Linked DNA regions of Homo sapiens: region 2 is linked to region 1. A link is a contact called in ENCODE Hi-C or POLR2A ChIA-PET data. All regions are on one chromosome and are shown on one strand. Each heading gives the region's core, a stretch centred on a gene start or an enhancer-like site at or near the end of the contact. The rest is flanking DNA. Distances are from core to core; before and after follow the strand shown.

Region 1 (2,700 bases), core at 145-2,644:
GCAAGCTCTGCCTCCAGGGTTCACGCCATTCTCCTGCCTCAGACTCCCAAGTAGCTGGGACTACAGGCGCCCGCCACCACGCCCGGCTAATCTGTTGTATTTTTAGTAGAGACAGGGATTTCACCGTGTTAGCCAGGATGGTCTCGATCTCCTGACCTCGTGATCCGCCCACCTCGGCCTCCCAAAGTGCTGAGATTACAGGCGTGAGCCACCGCGCCCGGCCGGTGGATGTGATTTCTACAAACAAGCAAAAGCCAGTCAGACTGAATGTAGTGAATAATGTAGGTGACCCAGCTGGAAGATGATGGTTTGACGTGGAACACAAGGGGTGATGAGGCCATGAATGATTTGCTTGTGTGTCTGGTAAACTGGCTTTGATGGAAATTCCTAAACAGGTCCAAAAACGTTCTGTCCAATGGCAGCATGAAATGTACAGCCACTCAGGGTGACTAATGTGAACGGAACAACAGTGACTTTGACAGTGAAATTGCATGTTGGTTATAAAACCAGCTTTGCTGTGTGGGTGGGCATGCGAGGTGCCCCTTTCTAGTCATGAGCTCCTCTTAAGGACCCCAAAATGTCTCAGTGGTACCGGATTGAAAATTGGGGCTGGACGGTGCTCTCCTGCTGAAATTCGGGAGCTACTTAGCAGCCCCACCTTGGCACCCTCGTTTCCGAGGGGCAGGCCCTGGGCGCGCGTCTCAGTTTCAAGCCCGCGGCCCGACACTAGAGCCGTCTGGATGTGTTGACAAGGATGCCGCTGGGCTCCACCCGGGCTCACCCGGGCCCTCCCGAGCCCTGGGCCGCGCAGCACCGGCGTCCGCCTCCTCCCCATTACTCGGCGAGAATGCGGTCGGGGCACTGGCGCGAGCAGCCTGGTGCTCCTGAACAGTCAACAAGAAATGAGGAAGCACGGGGGCAGCCGCCAGGGCGACCAGAGGCAGGCCTCAGAGCAGCAGCCATACGGGAGGGCCCCGGTGGTTTTGACCTCCCGCAAACTTCCCTTTTCCCGCTCAGCCGAACCCCTCCCCTGCACGCCGGCAGCCCCTTGGGGCTTCACTCCGCCTCCGCCCGCTACTCGCGAAGCCCAGCCCGGCCCCGCCCCCAACAAGTGACGCAAAACTGGGAGGGGCCACGAGGACCTCGGGCACATCCAGCAGTGCGACGGGGCCGGCGCCTTCTCCGAGCTCCTCCCACGCTCGCGGGTCGGAGCTCGCGCCTGCGCAGTTCGGGCCCCGGGTGTCCTCCCCCCTCCCCTTTCTTAGCAACCATCGCCCGCTCCCGCCCCCGCTCCCTCGGCCGCGGCCGCGCACGCGCGCCCCTCCCGGCGCCCGGCCCCGCCCACCCCGTCACCCGTAACAACCACAAGTGCCGTCGCCGCGCCCCTTCCCCCTCCCGCCTCCCCGGCCCCCTCCCCGGAACCGGCGGTCGAGCTACGGTCGCGGAGCAGTGGAACCGAGACTGCCCCGCGGAGCCGCCGGTATGAGCGCCCCTCGCCACCCCGTGTCCCAGGCCCGGCCTTTCTGACAAGAGGTAGGCGCGTCGTCGCGGCGGGTCCGAGTGCGCCCTCGCCCCGGTCCCGGTCTCCGTGGAGTCCGGCGCCTCTCGGGCGGGCCCCCCGGAACTCCCGGCCGCCCGCTTGCTGAGCCTGTCCCTCCCCAGCCCCGGCTGCCATCGGCCCGGCACCCGAAACGGGCCGTGCCCCCGCCCCCCTGCTCGCCCTCCGCCCCCCTGCTCGCCCCTCGCCGCCCCTCGCCCCCCTCCCCCGCCCCCACCCCCACCTCGCCAGGCTTCCAGTTCCCGGGAGCCGCTTTTTGCTGAGAGCGGAGTTTCGGGTCCGGAGCCAGTGCCCGCCCCTCTCTCCCGTCGGTCGGGGCTTTGGCCCCGTGGGGCTCAGCCGCGCGGGACCCCTGCTGAGCAGCCCCGGGCGCCGGCCGCCCCTCGAGCCTGCTCGGGATGCGTTCAGTGGGTCTGGCCTTTGGCTCCTGTTTAAACAGCGATTGTCATGCAATGGAGGCCGTCCGGCTCCTGGATGCCACTTGGTCGTTGTCACTCCGGATGCCCGCGTAGGGCGTTTATCTGGACCAGAGCATCGGCAGCTGAGACCTGGCTGTGGTTCACAAGCTCGTGAATTAGCAGGTTCTTAAGTGAGTGTAGCCAGTTCTGCCAGGCGGTGGAATCCTGAATGGATGTTACCGTTTCTTAAACGAGCATTACGCTTTTTTGCTTCTTCCCCCAACTCTTGTTTGTACCCGGTTATCGTCCTCATATCTGGGAGAGTACCCTAAAATTAATATTCCCAATTAAATTTTTAAAAGATGATTGGATTCCCACTGTGCACCAACACTGTAAGGTTTGCAAAAGAAAAAGAACGTGGTCCCAGCACATCAGGATGTGTCAGTCGCATAATCAAGATGAATATTAGAAAAGCTTCAAGTTGAGTTTGGAGAACTTGGGAGTTTGGCTCTCATTCTCATGGTTTTAGAGGTGGAAGTCTTTCAAGATCATCTCCCCGAAAACCTCATTTTACAGAGATGAAACTGAGTCCTAGGGAAGTCAAATGGCTTACTCGTGGTCACCCAGAGTCATTCCTTAGCCGTTTTCACACTGTCAGATGGCGATGTTTTCCACCATGACCTCTCCTCTGAGAGGTATGCCAGACATACCAGAGAAAGTTCCAAACCTGTTTAAACCTTAGTA
Region 2 (2,700 bases), core at 177-2,676, 180 kb after region 1:
GCCTGGTGTGGGGAGCACAGTCCACCCTGGGGAATGCCTGGTATGTGTCCCCTCCCCACTGGGTACCAGGGGATGAAGCTGTGCTTCGTGGAAGGGGACAGAGGCGCTGGTGCCCAGGATGGTGCACCTGGGGCGGCTGAACTGGACCTGGCTCCTACTGGGCCCCTGTGGAGCCCAGATTGTTGTGAGAAGGGGTGGGGAAAGGCAGGTGATCCGCACCTTTCACTTTTGTTTCACATGGGAACAGGGGCTTATCCTGCACACATATTCAGTTTGGAGTATGAATTTCCATGAAGAGGAAAATCTCTATTAGGCTCTGATGTCAGGATTGTCCGTGAGGGCCGGGCCGTGTTCTGGGGCAAGGACAGGAGTGGAGGGGGCAACCAGGGAAGGCTTCCTAATGGAGGAGGCATTTGATAGCATCTTGAAAAAGAAGCAGTTCCTAGGCCAAGCCAGAGACTGAAGAATGACCACCTAACTTCTTTTTTTTTTTTTTGAGATGGAATCTCGCGCTGTCGCCCAGGCTGGAGTGCAGTGGCGTGATCTAGGCTCACTGCAACCTCCACCTCCCAGGTTCAAGCAATTCTCCTGCCTCAGCCTTCTGAATAGCTGGGATTACAGGCATGCGCCACCATGCCCAGCTAATTTTTGTATTTTTAGTAGAGACGGGGTTTCACCATGTTGGTCAGGCTGGTCTGGAACCCCTGACCTTGTGATCCACCTGCCTCGGCCTCCCAAAGTGCTGGGATTACAGGCATGAGCCACTGCACCCGGCCACGACCACCTAACTTCTTTCTACAAGATGCCCCCTGGCTGACGCAAAGCAGGTTGAGTGAGTGTGACACTTCCTTCCTGTCTGTGGGTTCCGGCCTTTCCAGAGCCCGGCCAGTGCTATTGGAGACAAAGTGGCCTTCGCTCTTCCTTCCCGCCCTGCCAGGCCCAGCCTGTGCCGCTGAGCCCCACTTTGCAATTAAGAGGAGCTGTGAACCAGTGATGCTGATGTCGCAGAAAAGTGGCCAGGGGTCTATGGGGGGTGAAGGACAGGGATGCCGCCCTGAGAACTGTCTGGAAGGGGCTTTTGGGTAACAGTGCCCACTCCAGGGTGTGGGCAGGCTGGGGTGGCTGGGAGCTGGGCTCATAGGCTGGCACAACCAGAGTTTCCCAAAGCCGTGGGCCTGAGGGCCCTGCCTTCCTGGGACAGCAACCTTTGGTCCAATTTGGGAAAAGGTGGGTTAAACCAAGCCCGGCTCCCTCACTGTAGGATTACTCAGTGCGTTTAGTATGCAAATGTGCCTCTGAATCTAAGACAGGACCACAGAAACCTCTTCAGTGTTCCTCTGGAGGGAGGGACCGCGGGGGATCCACCGCAGGGGCCTGGGTCTGCACTGGCCTGGTGAAGTGCCCCCTTAGTGCTTACACCATGCGCGGTGAGAGGTTGGCCCTCGCCTCCCCCACCCTCTGCTGGCCTTACCTCACCACCTCTGCACTCGCCTCCCAGCCGGCTCATGACTAACTCCTGCCTCTTCAGAGCCAATCGGTGCTGCCAGGTTTTCCATTTCAAGTGATCCCCCGCCTGGGCCAAAATGTTTGGATTTTCAGGCACGGAGGGGAGATGGACCTCAGGCCAAACCATGCTGGGTAAAACTGAGGGTCAAGGCTGTGCTCAGCAAGTGCTCCAGCCCTGGCCGTCAAACCCATAGTGTGCACAGCGTGCAGGAGGTGGCTGGGTGAATGAACTCAGTCATAGCCCGGCCCCTCACTCGGGGCTGTTCCCAAGTTCCCACCGCCAGCCAGGCTGGGTCAGAGCCTCGTGGGGCCTTCCTGGGCTTCCCTGCCCCACAGCAGGAGTTCGTATGGAGAGTCTCGAGTGAGGTTAATGGGTTTTCTTCCTCTTCTTTTTTTTTTTTTTTAATTTGAGACAGGGTCTCACTCTTTTTACCCAGCCAGGGTGCAGTAGTGCAATTATAGCTCACAGCAGCCTCGAACTCCTGGCTTCAAGCAATCCTTCCGCCGCAGCCTCCCAAAGTGCTGAGATTACAGGCACGTGCCACCTTGCCCAGCTGGGGTTTCTGCTTTTTACTTTTTCTCTTGTTTCTAAACTCAATACAAAGAAAGATATTACATTTATAATCAGAAAAACCAACAAGGAATATTATTTCAAAATTGGAAAAGGGATTAAAGAAACAAACCAAGAAACCTCTGCGATTCCTGCCCATCGGAGTCAGTGGTTGTTAGTGGTTGGCTTAACACAATGTTTTAGGAAGAAATAGAATAACAGAAAGCAACTCCAGTGAGCTGAGCCCTGGCTCCGTCTGTGGCGCTGCATCAGTTTCCTGCAGCTGCTGTAACGAGTGGCCACAAGCTGGCTGGGTCACAACAACGCCCAGCCATCCTCTCACAGCTCTGCAGGCCACACATCCGAGATCAGGGTCACCAGGCTGAAATCAGGGTGTCCACTGGGCATAGCCCTCTGGAGGCTCTAGGGCAGGGGTTCCCAGCCCCGTGTGTCCTATTAGGAACTGGCCTGCACAGCAGGAGGTGAGTGACTGGCAAGCGAGCGAAGCTTCATCTGTATTTACAGTCACTCCCCATTGCTCGCATTACTGCCCAAGCTCTGCCTCCTGTCTGATCAGCCATGGCATTGGATTCTTATAGGAGAGTGAACCGTATTGTGAACGGCACATGTGAGGGATCTAGGTT

The links. A loop is a pair of places that touch in the nucleus more often than their neighbours do. ChIA-PET counts read pairs that join two places held with the same protein, here RNA polymerase II (POLR2A). Pooled maps may share reads with other maps.
Region 2: a map of tibial artery shows a loop between it and region 1 (2.3-fold over the local background). The contact joins the enhancer-like site here to the promoter of SEC14L1 in region 1. A Hi-C loop is called at or near these places in 5 of 168 maps with a recorded cell type or tissue (B cell, OCI-LY7, ascending aorta and 2 more), 24 of 37 single-sample maps with no recorded cell type and 15 of 50 pooled maps. POLR2A ChIA-PET finds 5 or more read pairs at or near these places in 6 of 52 experiments (A549, GM12878, PC-3 and 3 more).

What each region holds. Positions count from the first base shown.
Region 1 is chr17:77,139,575-77,142,274 of GRCh38, forward strand. SEC14L1 (SEC14 like lipid binding 1) reads left to right here and starts at 1,395. Exons shown (of 17, transcript NM_001143998.2): 1 at 1,395-1,533. It overlaps LOC105371901 (a long non-coding RNA gene), which reads right to left and starts at 1,865. Exons shown (of 5, transcript XR_934988.3): 1 at 1,782-1,865. RefSeq lists silencers at 679-888, 1,039-1,248, 1,259-1,708, 1,873-2,167.
Region 2 is chr17:77,314,810-77,317,509 of GRCh38, forward strand. The region is part of intron 2 of SEPTIN9 (septin 9); the gene reads left to right. Among named protein-coding and RNA genes, the nearest start is that of SEPTIN9-DT, 34 kb to the left of the region's middle. RefSeq lists enhancers at 1-379, 2,052-2,700. Within about 2 kb of position 1,427, at least 15 of the 41 ENCODE cell types and tissues checked have a DNase peak (open chromatin) inside an H3K27ac peak, as active enhancers do; they include ascending aorta, where a contact is called at or near this core.